Linked DNA regions of Homo sapiens: region 2 is linked to region 1. The links are chromatin loops, found by intact Hi-C in ENCODE. Cell type or tissue: CD4-positive, alpha-beta T cell. All regions are shown on one strand.

Region 1 (8,000 bases):
AGCATTTAGTCAAAACTTGTTTTCTCCAGTTTTTTTCTGAACTTTTCTGGTGGAATTTTTTCTCATTTTTGGTTAGCTATTACTGTCTTTCTCTAGAGGAACATTTAGAACATTAAGGGCTTTCTGTCATTGCTAGAGTGTGAGCTCCATACAGTTAGCTAACTATTCTGACACATAGTTGATAGTGTAAAGATGTTTGTAAAGTTAACAAAATCATCATCAATGTAGATGATTTCAGATTGACTTATGATATCTTGTGACAGCTAGACAGCATGAGCAACAAATTAAAACTGTGATTTTAGCCAACGTACTTGTGCAGTTTACAGTTCTGAAATGGAGTTAGACACTAGAACATAACTGTTTTATACTTCTGTAATATATCAGGAAAAGTTCTAATAAAGTATAACTCAAATATTGGCCAAGCTAGGACTAATTAGTAAATTTTAATATAAGGTGACTTTACAGAAAAACCCAAGAAGACCTTAAACATTTTAATAGACAACAGTTTATTTACAGTCCAATAGCCATTCAGCAGTTTTTAAAGTTATGCTTCCGCTATTGCTTTTTGCCATACTAGCATTTTAGGACATCATGTTTAATATCATGAAAATAGAAAAATGAGACTTTTCTTTTACAGCTCATGAAGCAGTCAAAGACTGTGGATGTACTGTCTAGAAAGTTAGCAACAAAAAAGAAGGCTATTTCTACAAAAGTTATGAATAGTGCTGTGATGAGGAAAACTGCCAGTTCTTGCCCAGCTAGCCTGACCTGTGACTGCTATGCAACAGATAAAGTTTGTAGTATTTGCCTTTCAAGGTAATGTGTTTTGATGGTGTTATAAAATCACCAGCATGCTGCCATTAGAAATTGCATTGACTTGGGTGGATAATTTTGTGAGTGCAAGGGATCAGTTCAGATCAGTGAACTGCAATGGGCCTTGATGCAGAGCAGTAGTATGTTGAAGAGCAAATGATAACAGTTTTCATATATTATTTATTTAATATGGATATACTCTGGAAAACACATTTGCTCTTATATGCAAATAAGTGGGACGGGGTGGCTTTTAGAAGCTTAGAATCACACATTTTGATTGCTGATGTAGTCTTTTCTGTTTTCTCTTTTTATTCCCGCTTATGTGGAGTAACCAGAACCAAATAGTAGAGCTCCTCTTTTACTCCCACCTCCAACTCTTTGACTCATAAATTTCTTCCTTTCCTTCAAGGCTTGGCTTTCATAAAGCCTTTCTTGATTAACTCAAATATATAAGTGTATCTGTGATCAATTACTCCAAACAAATGAATTTTTATACCTGTGAATTGCTATTGGGTTCTATTTTTTCTATTATGGCTCTTATTATCCACTACTGCTTTTTATTCTTGGAGGTTATTTTAAACCTTTCTGGAGTAAGTCCGGGGAACTAGTAGAGGGGGTAAAAAACAGAAGAAGAAAAATCTAGGATTTTTATCACACTAGATTATCATTTACTTTATAGTAACACTTATTATATAGGTATCAAGGCAAAATTTACTGTGAACTAAATTGATGAATGTTATTTTTTAGACTTACATAGTTCAACTTTAACATAACTAGAGAAATCTTATTTCATCATAAGGCGTCAGCAGGTTGCCCCTAGGGCAGGTACACCAGGATTCAGAGCACCAGAGGTCTTGACAAAGTGCCCCAATCAAACTACAGGTATGTTGTACTGGAAATACAGAACCTAGTTAAAATGGATTGTTCCAGACGTATTTTATTTTATGATCTTTGTCTATTTATAACTAATATTTGAGTTCTTCTGCTTTTAATTATGTAAGCAGTTCTTGCAGTGTGGCATTCCTATTTTTGAGCTAATGCTATTCTTTATGAAAGTTTTTAATCCTAATGTTGCCTCTCTTTTTTTGTTTAAACAGTTTATTCCATAGATTACATTTTGCGTATTTATTTACAAGATGATCTTACCATCTTGTAAATAAATACGCAAAATGTAATCTGTGGAATTTTGCTGACATCACCTTTGTGGGGGAAAAAATTATGTTTAATAGTTTTTGCCAGCCAAAGACTTAAAGCATTTTATTTGCTTGCTTAATACCTCAAAAGTTTCCTGTGATGTAGATATATTTGTGTTTGATTAAAATTACTTTTGTTATTATATAAACAATATAATAGCAGTTAGAAGGTTTTGAAAAAGAAAAATGTCTTCCGTAATCTAAAAACTTACCATGGAGCTGGAATCCAGGAAACATCTTGAATGAATAGATGAATCCTGCTATTCACTTGGATTATGGGCTTTGAAGAAATGTATTCATTCATTGAATGTCTGTTCTTGCTTGCTAATGATAACAAATAAATAAATGAGACCATCTGTTCACACTCTAGTCAGGACACCATCAAATAATTATAAAATAACCTGTTGAGTATGGTAATAAAACTTATTCAGGGTATTTAAGGAGTATCTAACTATCCTAACCCAAAGAGATTATGAAAGGCAATTCATGAAAGAAATGACCTCTTAGAATGTAAATTGGGCTGAGAAGTTAGCATAGAGGCATGAGCCAAGGAACTCAAGAAACAGCATACAGGAAACTAAAAAAGTTTCATTTTGGCCAGACGCGGTGGCTCATGCCTGTAATCCCAGCACTTTCGGAGGCTGAGATGGGCGGATCACCTGAGATCAGGAGTTTGAAACCAGCCTGACCAACATGGTGAAACCCCATCTCTACTAAAAATACAAAAATCAGCTGGGTGTGGTGGTGCGCACCTGTAATCCCAGCTACTCAGGAGGCTGAGGCAAGAGAATCACTTGAACGCAGGAGGCGGAAGTTGCAGTGAGCCAAGATCGCACCATTGCCCTCCAACCTGGGCGACAGCAAGACTTCATCTCAAAAAAAAAAGTCCAATTTTGCTAGAATATTAAGATGCAAGTTGAGGAATGGTGAGAGATAAACCTGGAATGAGGTAGACAAGGTCAGACCACAGTTGTTACAGTTTGGACTATATACTGTAGATATTGGAAAGTTAAGTGAAAAAAGTGACAATGGTATATCCTAGATGGATCATTCTGGCAGGCGTGCAAACAGATTAGCTTTTGGAGAGTGGTGGCATGAATTTGTCCGGGTGAGAGGATGAAAATGTGAATGAGGGTATTGGTAATAGGAATGAAAAGAAAAGTGAAGGGTTAGAAAGGCAGAGCTTGGTGGATAATTGGATGTAGAATTAGGGTGTGGTATGGTGAGGGAAAAAGGCATTCAGGATGTTTACCAGATTCCTAGCTTGGGAGACTTGGATGTGTACCAGTAACCAAGGTGGAGAGTAAAGGAGAAGTAACTGGTTTATAGGGGAAGGTAAGGTTAGTTTGGGGTATAATTGGTTTGAGGTATTTGTGGGACATCCAAATAGAGATTTCCAGCAGAATCAAAGTTAAGTCTGATGCTCAGCGAAGGAGCTGGGCTAGAAATACAGATGAATGTCATCATTATATAAATGACAGTTGAAGCCATGAAGTGGATGGACCAATCAGGGAGAGTATACAGAGGGAGAAGTTAAAACTCTGAGGAATATCCGTCAGCACTTAAGGCTTGGAGAAAACATTGAAGGAGCAGGCAGAGGTACCAAAGGAGCTAAGAAAGGCAAGTAGGGCCGGGCACAGTGGCTCATGCCTATAATACCAGCACTTTGGGAGGCCAAGGCAGGCAGATCACTAGGTCAGGAGTTCGAGATCAGCCTGGCCAATATGGCGAAATCCCGTCTCTACTAAAAAGTACAAAAAATTAGCAGGGCATGGTGGCACACACCTGTAGTTCCAGCTACTGGGGAGGCTGAGGCAGGAGAATTGAACCCGGGAGGCAGAGGTTACAGTGAGCCAAGATCGCACCATTGCACTCCAGCCTGAGCAACAGAGTGAGACTCAGTCTCAAAAAAAAAAAAAAAAAAAAAAAGGTGATACAGTAGCCCAAGGAACAGAGAGCAGATAACCTGGTGATACTAGGAAGTCAACAATTAAGAGAGATGTCAACTTTAAGAAAAAAAAAAAAGAGCTTTTTAACATCAAGTTGAGCTAGTCGTAATCTTTAACTACCAGAATTCAGAAGATTAAAGTTTCTATAGTGGGAATGTAAATTAGTACAACCACTATGGAAAACAATTTGGACGTTCCTCAAAAAACTAAAAATAGAGCTACTACATGATCCAACAATCCCACTGCTGGGTATATACCCAAAAGAAAGGAAATCAATGTACCGAAGAGGTATCTGCACTCCCATGTTTGTTGAAGCACTATTCATAATAGCCAAAATTTGAAAGCGACCTAAGTGTCCGTCAACAGATGAATGGATAAAGAAAATGTGGTACTTACACACAATGGAAGTACTATTCAGCCACGAAAAAGAAGATCTTGTCATTTGCAACAACATGGATGGAACTGGAGATCATTATGTCAGGTGAAATAAGCCAGGCACCGAAAGACAAGAGTTGCATGTTCTCACTAATTTGTGGGATCTAAAAATTAAAACAATTGAACCCATAGAGAGCAGAAAGATGGTTACCAGAGGCTGAGAAGGGTGGTGGGAGGGTGTGGGGGATGTGGGGACAGCTGATGGGTACAAAAAATAGTTATAAAGAATGAATTATCCAGCACTTTGGGAGGCCAAGGCAGGTGGATTGCTTGAGCTCAGGCACTCGAGACCAGCTTGGGCAACATGGTAGAACCCTATTTCTACCAAAAATACAAAAAAGTAGCTGGATGTGGTAGTGTGCATCTGTGGTCCCAGCTACTCAGGAGGCTGAGGTGGGAGGATCACTTGAGCCTGGGAGGCGGAGGTTGCAGTGAGCCGAGATCACACTACCACACTCTAGCCTGGGTAACAGAGCCAGACCCCATCTCGAAAAAAAAAAAAAAAGAATGAATTAAGACCTAGTATTTGATAGCACAGCAGGGGGATTATAGTCAGTAATTTAATTGTGCAGTTTAAAATAACTAAAAGAGTACTTTGAGGGGCTGAGGCAGGCAGATCACTTGAGCCCAGGAGCTTGAGACCAGCCTGGCCAATGTGGCAAAACCTCGTCTCTACTAAAAATACAAAAAAAAAAAAAAAAAAAAAAAAAAGAGCTGGGCATGGTGACATGCCTGTAATCCCAGCTACTCAAGAGGCTGAAGCATGAGAATTGCTTGAACCTGGGAGGCAGAGATTGCAGTGAGCTGAGACTGTGCCACTGCACTCTAGTCTGGGCCACAGAGGGAGACCTTGTCTCAAAAAGAAAAAAAGAAAAGAATATAATTGGATTGTTCGTAACACAAAGGATAAATGCTTGAGGGAATGGATACCCTGTTTTCCAGGATGTGATTATTACACACTGCATGCCTGTATCAAAACATCTTATATACCCCATCAATATATACACCTACTGTGTACTCAGAAAAATTAAAGTCTTCACAGTCACAAAAAAATAAAAAAGTAATTTTTTAAAAGTTTCTATAGCAGTAGTTGGTGCTAGTGTCAGCTGAAGAAGAGCTTCTAATGTTCATTACTTTTCACTAAAATGAAAGCACTTTGACCAGTATGGTATGTAATTCTCAAGGATCATTCAGATTTTTTCCCACATAGCTATTTTTGGATTCCTTTTGATCCTATAAAATGTGCGTTTACTTAGTGTTTCCTAGTGATTAAATATCCTTTTAAATTTACCAACACGTTGCTCAAGAAAGAAAACATATTTTGCAGTGAGGATTCTCAGTCCTGGTTGTACATTAAAATCACCTGAGGAACTTTTTTAAAACATTGATGCCTGAGCCCTACTTCAGAACTGTTCAATCAAAATCTTTGGGTCTGGGCATCTGAAATTTTTAAGGCTCCCAAGGTGATTCTAATGCATAATAAATGTTGAGGACTATTGATTTAGATGATAAAATTATAGATTTGAAATTTATTTTTAAAATTTGTCTTCTGTTGCAGCAATTGACATGTGGTCTGCAGGTGTCATATTTCTTTCTTTGCTTAGTGGACGATATCCATTTTATAAAGCAAGTGATGATTTAACTGCTTTGGCCCAAATTATGACAATTAGGGGATCCAGAGAAACTATCCAAGCTGCTAAAACTTTTGGTAAGCAGTTTTGTATTATAGAACCAAACAAAATGCCTTTGATTATCTCCTACAAATCACTTAATAAATTATTGTGAAATTTTCTTTACAAATAAACATTCAGTCTTGATAAAGTTCTCTAATATTAAGTAGAAAATTCTTCAGTTGCTTGAAAATAAATTTATCACCTCTCTATACATATAATCATTTAATCTTATTAAGCACAAAGTAATACACTGTTGCAGTATTTAAAGTTTACCTTTATAATTTTATAAGAATAAGGAGTAAAATCTTAACTCCTTTTAGTTATGGTTTGACTTTTATTACATAAATTTACCTTTTATTAAAGGCATGTTTTACTTTGTAATATGTTTTACTTTTTTATTGTCTTTTAAACATCAGATGCACTATGTCTTGGTACTTAGAGTGTCCTTGCCTTAAATGATCTTAGGCTATACTAACAAGTAAACAGTTAATTATTAATACAGTGTAATAAGGACTAGGGAAGAGAATGGAAATGTGTGTTGTCAGGTTGTGTAGGTTTACGGTAGCAGAGAAGCAGAATGCATAGAAGGCCTTAACTGATGGGATATTATTGTAAGCATATATTGGACTTGGATGTCATCTCCTTAGCCACGCAAGTTCTTCAAGACTGGGATGTGCAGTGTACTTCATAGGGCACATAAGAATTATCTCAGCCTTGCTCTGGCCAACAATCTGAACTCAAGTGCCCATTTAATGTTTATTTTCCACGCTCAGTTATAGTTAATACTTTCCAAGGAATAAGTGGGATTGACTCAGCTTACTACCATACAATACAGAACACCTCAGGAGACAAAGTTTCAGCCAGCCTACCTCAAGAGTAGCTGGGCTGTCTTGTGCTCAACCCCAGGATCAGTGGGTCTTAACCAGAGTTGCATGTCAGAATTATCTGAGAATCTTTAAGAAATACATATGCCTGCCCACTCAGCCTATTCTTGGAAAATATGATTCAGAAAAACAAGATACTTAGGAAGGCTCCAGCCTTGTTAGTTTGAAAAAGCAAGTGATTCTGACTAAGAAACTATGGGTGTTTAAGAACCACTGCAAAAATTACTGCCCTTGCTTATGCACTAGTGCTATAGTCTAATCTACAAGAAAAACTTAGTGGTGGTTGTGAAGAAAGCCTCATCTTAATAGAGGCTTGCCAAAATATGTTTCTACAGTAAAGTCAGTCCACGATTTGTAACTATCTTGTACTTATTGTAAGAAAATTTTATTTGAAGATAATAGGATGAAATAATACAAGGGAAAAAAAGTGACCATGAGTGGAAAGCAAGATTGATATCTTAGAAATGGCATTCTTACATAATAATATAACAAGTATGTTTATTCTCAACTGAGAAAACTTTCATCTACTATTGAATAACTTCGTGAGAGGTTTATGAACATGAAGTTTATCAGCCAATACCAACATATTTTATTGAAGAGCTTGAATCTCCCCCATTGTAATCCAAGTTATAATCAGGGCCAACAATGGAAATACAACATCTGACCCAAAAATACTCTAGATCAAGTGCCATGATAGCAAGCAAGAGCTTTTAGAGATTTATCATTGTAATACTTCTCATATTAAAAAAAAAATAGGGCCAGCCGTGGTGACTCACACCTGTAATCCCAGCACTTTGAGAGGCTTAGGTGGGCAGATCATGAGGTCAGGAGACCGAGACCATCCTGGCCAACGTGGTGAAACCCCATCTCTATTAAAAACACAAAAATTAGTTGGGCATGGTAGCATGCACTTGTAGTCCCAGCTACTCGGGAGGCTGAGGCAGGAGAACCAGCTGAACCTGGGAGATGGAGGTTGCAGTGAGCCAAGATTGCACCACTGCACTCCAGCCTGACGACAGAGCAAGACTCTGTCTCAAAAAAACAAATAATAAA
Region 2 (8,000 bases), 360 kb after region 1:
GTGCCTATTACTAAGCCACTGTAGACATCAACCAGGCCCTGCATGGACACTCACTTTCTGGTGGTGGGTAGTCTGATGAGATCTGGCACAAGGGACAAATTATTTTGTTCTGAAACCAGGGTGGCAGGCCTTGATCAGCAGTTTTAGTTTACTTCATTCATTCACTCAACAAACATTTATTAGCGCCTACCCTGTCCTGGGCACTGTTCAGGGAGGTGGGCACATAGCAGCAAATTAAACACACTCCTGTTTTCACATAGGTTACCTTCTAAAGGTGGGGACAGACAAGACAACAAATAAATAATATGTCAAGGCATGAGAAGACCTAGGAAAGGAAAATAAAGCAGGTTAAGGAGAGAGAGTGATGACAGGAGGGATGCTATTTTAGACAGGGTGGTCAGAGAGGGCCTCCCAGACAAGGTAACATTTAAGCACAGAGGTAAGAGATAAAGCTATGACAATATCTAAAGGAAAAACCTCCCAGGCAGTGGGAATAGTGAGTGCAAAGGTCCTGAGGTAAGAGCATGCTTGGTTTGTCCTAGAAGCAGACTACAGTACAGCATAGTGGAAAGTGCGGGGCCCCCATAGCCTACCTGAGTTCAAATCCCCCACCTGCCTTTTCTAAGCAATATAATTTTGGGCAACTTACTTAAAGCTCCATGCCTGATCTATAAAGTAGAGATAATGATTCTACCTCCTTCATGGGATTGTTATGATGACTAACTAAATTAATAAATAAAGCACTTACTTCCTAGTATGTTGTTAGAATTCAGGAAATGGTAGCTTTGATTATTTTTAACTACTCACTGATAACTCAGCTCCATTCTAGACAATTTATTTTCAATGTGATACCTTTGAATCCCAGGGTGAATGACACTGCAGGCTTTGTACATGGCCAATAGCTTCCTCCTAAGCCTTTGCCTTTCTTGGCTGGGCTTCCTATCCCTGTAGGAACCATGCCGATGTTATCTCAATAAGAGCAGGAGGCAAATTCCTCTAACTTTACTATTACACTAATACAAATTATGTACTTCATTCCACATAATCCCTACCCATAAGAGTCTGACACTTCTTCAGAGCTGAATTTATTGCCCTGAGGATTTACGGTATTGGTTTCACAAGATGGGGTCCTGCCAATCCTGACTTCCCACTAGCATCATCAGCAGAAGCAAGCAGAAATTTCAGGGACAACCCCTTATCTTGAGAAGGGTTAAAACTTCACTTCGAAAGATGGTAATTTAATTTTAAAGAATCCGTTCTCCAATGTCCTTTTTGCCTAAAATTAAGATTTCTCTTCAAAGAAATTACAACATCAAAGCAAAACTCAAGAGTCATCTGGCCTAAAAGTCTCAAGACTGAGCACAGCCCCCAAGCAAGGCAGCTCTGGAAGGGACTGTGTAACCAGACAAGGGGATGGGCACAGAAACAAGGCAAGATGTCAGGGCTGCAAGGAAATTCTGCCCTGTTTCCCCCTGCCCTCTTCCCTAGCTCTTTTCTTTAACGTTGTGTTTGCTTTTCATCTTTGTAGCCTGCTGGGTTAAAGGGCAAACCACAGGCAGAGAGAAACCGCAGCAAGCCCATGCCTGTTAGAGGTAAAATGGGAGTCTTCCCAAACCACTTGTAAGGATGGGGGGACCCACAGGTGCTGCTTTGAGTCAGACATGAAAACGAGGTCAGTGTTCTAGTCCAACGAGTCTTAAATGAGGCTTTTTAAAAATCAGATTCTCCTTCCCCGAGATTGATGGTTTTCCCTTTTTTTGACGGGGTGGTGGGAGGGGGGGATAGGGTTTCACTCTGTCACTCAGGCTGGTGTGCAGTGGCATGATCATAGCTCACTGCAGCCTCGAACTCCTTGGCTCAAGCTATTCTCCCACCTCAACTACAGTCCCTTTAAGCAGGGACTACAGGTGTGCCCCACCACACCCAGCTGACTTTTTAAGATTTTTTTATGGAGATGGGGTCTCACTATGTTATCCAGGCTAATCTTGAATTCTTTGCCTCATATAATCCTCCTGCCTCAGCCTCCTAAAGCACTGGGATTATAGGGGTAAGCCATCACACCTGGCCAATTTTCCCTTCTTTTTTTTTTTTTTTTTTTTGAGATGGAGTCTCACTGTTTCCCAGGCTGTAGTGCAGTGGCACTATCTCAGATCACTGCAACCTCTCCCTCCCAGGTTTAAGCAATTCTCCTGCCTCTGCCTCCCAAGTAGCTGGGATTACAGGTGCCTGCCACCACGCCCAGCTAATTTTTGTATTTTTTTTTAGTAAAGATGGGGCTTTACCATGTTGGCCAGGCTGCTCTCAAACTCCTGTCCTCAAGTGACAGGAGTCCTCGAGACTCCTGTCCTCGGCCTCCAAAAGTGTTGGGATTATAGGCCTGAGCCAACACGCCTGGCCCAATTTTCCCTTTTTAATGCCCTGAGTGCACCTATAACTGGGGCTATAAGAAATCCATAAAATGGGCTGAGCGCTGTGGCTAACGCCTGTAATCCCAGCACTTTGGGAGGCCAAGGCGGGTGGATCACTTGAGATCAGAAATTCAAGACCAGGCTGGCCAACATGGTGAAACTCCGTCTCTACCAAAAATACAAAAAAAATTGGCTGGGCCTGATGGCATGTGCCTGTAATCCCAGCTACTTGGGAGGATGAGGCAGGAGAATGGCTTGAACCCGGGAGGCAGAGGTTGCAGTGAGCCAAGATTGTGCCACTGCACTCTAGCCTGGGTGACAGAGTGAGACCCTGCCACAAAAAAAAAAAAAAGAAATCCATAAAATGCTTCTTATTCATTTAATAATGTTTATCAAGTGCCTGCTTCATGCCAGGACTGTTCCAGGTGTGGGTATTCAACAGAGAACAAAACATAAAAATCCCTGCCCTGATGGAGCTTTCATTCTAGCTAAAGGAGACAGACTATAAACAAGATACATAATTATATATTATATAGAGACCAATGCTAAGAAAACAAAGCAGAAAAGGGAGAGACAAAGTATGTGTGTGGGGTTTTGGTTTGGTTTGTCTGTTTTGAGTAAGGACCTAACAGAAGCGAATTCTGTAGCTATTTGGGGAAAAACATTCCAAGCAAAGGAAACAGCACATGCAAAGGCCCTGAGACAGAGCGTATCTGGCGTGCTCAGGGACCAACAGTCAGGTGCGGCAGCTGGAGCAGATTGAGCAGCCTAGAGAGCACAAGAGGGAAGTCAACTGGGTCACCAGCATAAGAGTGGTGGGCTGGTTGGGCAGGGCTTTGCAGATCACTGTAAGAATTCTGGCTTTTATTCTGAGAAAGACAAGAATAAACAGTAGAGTGGTTTTTTGGTTTTTTGGTCACTCTGTCACCAGACTGGAGTGCAGTGGTGCAATCTCAGCTCACTGCAACCTCCGTCTCCTGGGTTCAAGCGATTCTCCTGCCTTAGCCTCCCGAGTAGCTGGGATTACAGGCGCCCACCACCATGCCAGGCTAATTTTTTTTTTAGTAGAGACGGGGTTTCACCATGCTGGCCAGGCTGGTCTCAAACTCCTGACTTTGTGATCCGCCTGCCTCAGCCTCCCAAAGTGCTGGGATTACAGGCGTGAGCCACTGCGCCCAGCCTAGAGTGTTTTAAGCAAGGGAATGAAGGAATCTGACTTAGGTTTTATCACAATCATTCTGGCTATTGGGTGGGAACTAGGCTGCAGAGGGGCAAGAAGAGAAACACTGCTCTCTGGTTGTTCTCATCTTTAGAGAAACTTAAGGAAGATTATTCTAAGCCCCACTGTAACCCTAAACTCTATGATTCTGAGTTGATTTTCTGTGTCTTTTCTATAGCTATAATTTATATCAACTGTAAGCCTGATCTTTCCCCAAAGCCATAACTGAAGTGGGCTGAAATGAAGAATTCCATTTGACAATATATCTATAAACCAGGCCCATGCTACACACCTAGAATACCAAGATGGTAAGACTCAATCCTGCTCTGGGGAATCTGCCGAAGGAAAAACAACATTCTCACGAGGCAGCAAGAGAAGCACCTGCCAGGAGGAGCCACATGAAGCCCCACTGGAGGAGCTGGCAGCAGTGAGAGCCTGGAAGAGTAAGCAGGAACCCCCATAGAGAAGGAGGGACATGGGAAATACAGAAGGTGACACTGTGGAGGCTGTGGACCACAGAGAAGTAATATGGTGGCTTTTGGACTGTAACAGAAAAATCTACAGAACAACCAGATGGCACTGTCCGATAGGCTGTTGGAAATATGGGTGTGAAAAAACAGGGAGCTGCTGATATTGAAGCACAGAAATATGAGCAACTCAATGTAGACTGAAAAGACAAGAAAAAGAAAAGAAGAGGGGAGAGGAGAGGAGGAAAGGAAAATGCAACCTTGGAAAATGTCAACCCATAGGGATCAAGCATTGAAAAGGAAGACTGGGCTGGGCACTGTGGCTCACGTCTATATTCCCAGCATTTTGGGAGGCTGAGGCAGGCAGATCACCTGAGGTCAGGAGTTCAAGACCAGCCTGGCCAACATGGCAAAACCTTGTCTCTACTAAAAATAGAAAAATTAGCTGGGCATGGTGGCGCACACCTGTAATCCCAGCTACTCGGGCGGGGGGGGGGGGTGGGAGTGTGCAGCTGAGGGAGGAGAATTGCTTGAACCCAGGAGGCGGAGACTGCAGTGAGCCAACGTCGTGCCAATGCACTCCAGCCTGGGCAACAGAGTGAGACTCCGTCTCAAAAAAAAAAAAAAAAAAAGAAAGAAAAAGAAACAAAATGGAAGACTGAAGAGACATCCGGAACATAAGAGGAAAACCAGGAGAACTCGTTTCAGGGAAACCAAGAAAAAAAATGGGGGAAAAAGGATAGTAAAGCAGCAAATGCAACTTTGCACTCCGTACTTCACACCTCTTCTAGCACCTCATGGGGGTGTGGTGGGGGTGTGGTGGGCGTGGGAGCCAGCAGCAGGCAGAAGAGTAAATGGGAGGTGAGAAGAAAAGCACCAAGAGCTAAAACACATTAGCCTCAGTGACAAGACTAAGAGTTATCAAAGATTATGCAGCATCAGGAAAGTCTTATTCAACACTCTGTGGAGGTGTAAGGTGTGAGAAACAGGAACTAAGACCTGCCGGGGCTGATCTTCTGGCAGTGGAAAGGAGATTTCTTAGTTAACACCTAGGTCTCACAGGACCACTAATCCTGAAACTAGCAGTAGGCATCCCGAAAGGCTAGTTGCTTCTGACAAGTGCTGAGGACAATATATTCACCCACACATCATCCAAATGCTAGGCTTCGCACCTCCATACCTTTCCCACACTAACATCCCTAGTTTTCTCCTCCAGCAGAATAATGCTAGGCAGCAGGGACTACATTTCAGTTCAAAGCATGGTAAAAAAATTCATATAACAAAAACCATAGCACCACTACCAGGTATGATGCTGTGAGCCCATAACCTGGGACCATTCAGGCAGGAAAAGGCTTTACCAAAAACACAAGCTGGGTCCCGGAACACTGGACCCAAACCCTTTCATGTCAGCAAAAACTGCCTAAATGCTCTTCTATTTGCTCTCTGAGAAACAAAAAGAAGCCGAAGGAGGAAAAGGCCTTTAATCCTAAAATTATTCTTAATTTCCAATACAGAGCATTTGAGAAAAATCTGAAAGCCAACAGAAAAACTAGCAGATTCTTTAAAATGTGTGTCTACAGTCCTTTCTCCTTTACCCTCTGCAAAAAAAAAAGCAACCCAACTCCCAAATGATCATTTTTCTTGGCTTAATTTCACTATTTTTTGTGATACATAATTGGAAACAGACTGCTTTTTCCTGGCTTTAGAGAACAGGATCTTCAGGGTTATAAGAGTTGCCAACTACAGAACCTCAACCTTAGCAAAATTTTTTTGCAAACCTCTTACCTATCTACCTACTTGAAATACATATTAACTCCAAAGAAAACACGTAAATCCCCTATTATTATGCAAAAGTGGATTTTCTCCCAACAAATTAGACACTCCTCTCCTTTTCCTAGCCTACCCATTGAAATCCTGCTCTGTGTTCAGCTATGTCCCATTCAAACATGACCAAAAGCCCTAACCAGCATGGTATCTAGATGGGATACTTTTTGGAAGCATTTTCTTTTTTCTTCATATTTTCTTTTTTTGTGTGTGTGGTGGGGGTAGGGACAAGGTCTCACTCTGTCACCCAGGCTGGAGTGCAGTGGTATGATCATGACTCACTGCAGCCTCGACCTCCTGGCTCAAGCCATCCTCCTGCCTCAGCCTCCTGAGAAGCTGGGACTACAGGCACACACCACCATGCCTGGCTAATTTTTAACTGACATTTTCAGGAATTTAGTAGAATTGGTTCTACAGGAAAGCTCCTTATTTAGCCCACACAGTGAATGAAATTAAAACCTGGAACGTCTTAGAGAACAACCACTCTAACAATGAAATAAAGATGCCACAAATTGAAAAAAGATATAAATATGGAAAAATGTGAAATGCAACAAGTAGGTCATCCTTCCCCTAGCTCCTGTGTCAAAAACATGATACATCCAATGGCTGTACAGCTATTGTAACGAATAATGAGTATGACAGCTTAAAAGCTCAAAGACAAGTGTCTTTACAAAATGGGCTGTTGGCATAAGTATTTTTTTCAGGATTCAGATGATTTATCACGAATACATAACAAGTAGCAATCTCTCTAAAGTCTCGAAAATAAGAAAATGAATAGGAATGTCTATTCAGAAATGCTTTGGCTAAAAGATAGACCAGCAATAGGAAACATGCCCATTTAGATCAGAAACTTCTCCCACACACATAGGGAAGACCTTACGCTGCAATGATGCAAAATGTATGTAATGAGTCAATGGTGCTTTCCCTCAAAGTTAAATTTAATTTGCCAGCCAACTGCACAAAATCTAATATAACAAAATGAGATACTTATTCTTTATGGAGACTCAGAAGAGTTTTGTTTTAAAGAAAAAACCATAAAAGAGATAACTCACAGCAACACAGTGAGTATCTTACAAAAGTACTCAGGGTACCACATGAACACAAGCCTTTGTGATTAGAATCTAAGTTTTTCACCTCAAATAACCTTCCAGAATGAAAAGAAAAAAAAAAAAAACACACATTCTGCTCCAGCAATTATCACACAGTTAGTTAATTATAAAATGAAATTTCCAAATAGTCTCCAGAGTATTTTTGCATCCAAGGACCAATATCACACTGTCAAAACAATAAATCACTAAAAATGCTAACAAAACGAATACTCCCAAAAGGGACCCTTTTCACTTGCCAGATGGAATTAAGTATTCATCAAGTTTCCATTAGCAAAATAGTATGATACAAATTTAAAAAGAAATCCAGAGTTCTACTAGACCCTCCACCTGGCCCATTTGATGTTCTCACCTATAAAAGGTAGTGAGTCATGCTTGTGAAACTGCAGACCTTCGCCCAAGGCAATCTGATCCACAGGAAAGCTCAAGGACTAGTATCTGTAAAGATCATTTTCTAAAGATCATTTTTCAAGGACTAATCAACTTAAATGTGTTTTTACAAATGATCCATCAGCAATTTTACACAAAAAACCTGACCTTCGGCATATACCAGAGAAATGAATTATGTGCCTGGAAGGACAGAAAAGCAGGTGTTTCGTCCTCCTGCAAACAACACCCAACTCCAAAGGCCCCCTTCACTAGGAGTCCAATGTCCAGAAAGTATACGCTTCTTTATAACCATTTTTTAAGTAAAGATAGAGCTAACATTTCAGACTTAATTCTAAATTATCTTGGCAACAGTTTAACATTAAAGTGGGCTTGCGGGCATGGTGGCTCACGCCTGTAATCCCTGCACTTTGGGAGGCTGAGGGGGAAAGATCACTTGAGGCCAGAAGTTCGAGACCAGCCTGGACAACATGGCAAAACCCTGTCTCTACTAAAAATACAAAAATTAGCCAGATGTGGTGGCCCCCGCCTGTAATCCCAGTTACTTGGGAGGCTGAGGCACAATAATCGCTTGAACCCAGGAGGCAGA

Evidence for each region. Hi-C counts contacts between places; a loop is a spot of excess contacts. Peaks named below come from ENCODE experiments on the same cell type or tissue, not always from the same donor. Only the 100,000 strongest peaks of a DNase experiment are listed, where the experiment ranks them.
Region 2: a loop joins it to region 1, with 3.0 times the contacts of the local background. A loop is called at or near these places in 25 of 110 quality-filtered maps.

Annotation. Positions count from the first base shown.
Region 1 is chr1:91,514,182-91,522,181 of GRCh38, forward strand. CDC7 (cell division cycle 7) reads left to right here. Exons shown (of 12, transcript NM_003503.4): 9 at 638-816; 10 at 1,613-1,695; 11 at 5,949-6,098. LOC102723436 (a long non-coding RNA gene) reads right to left here. Exons shown (of 5, transcript XR_007066219.1): 5 at 4,352-4,494. Among named protein-coding and RNA genes, the nearest start is that of CDC7, 17 kb to the left of the region's middle. In CD4-positive, alpha-beta T cell, no CTCF peak of the experiment used is centred here; no DNase peak of the experiment used is centred here.
Region 2 is chr1:91,871,204-91,879,203 of GRCh38, forward strand. The region is part of intron 1 of TGFBR3 (transforming growth factor beta receptor 3); the gene reads right to left. Among named protein-coding and RNA genes, the nearest start is that of TGFBR3, 11 kb to the right of the region's middle. RefSeq lists an enhancer at 1,323-1,392. In CD4-positive, alpha-beta T cell, no CTCF peak of the experiment used is centred here; DNase peaks (open chromatin) are centred at 1,578 and 4,908.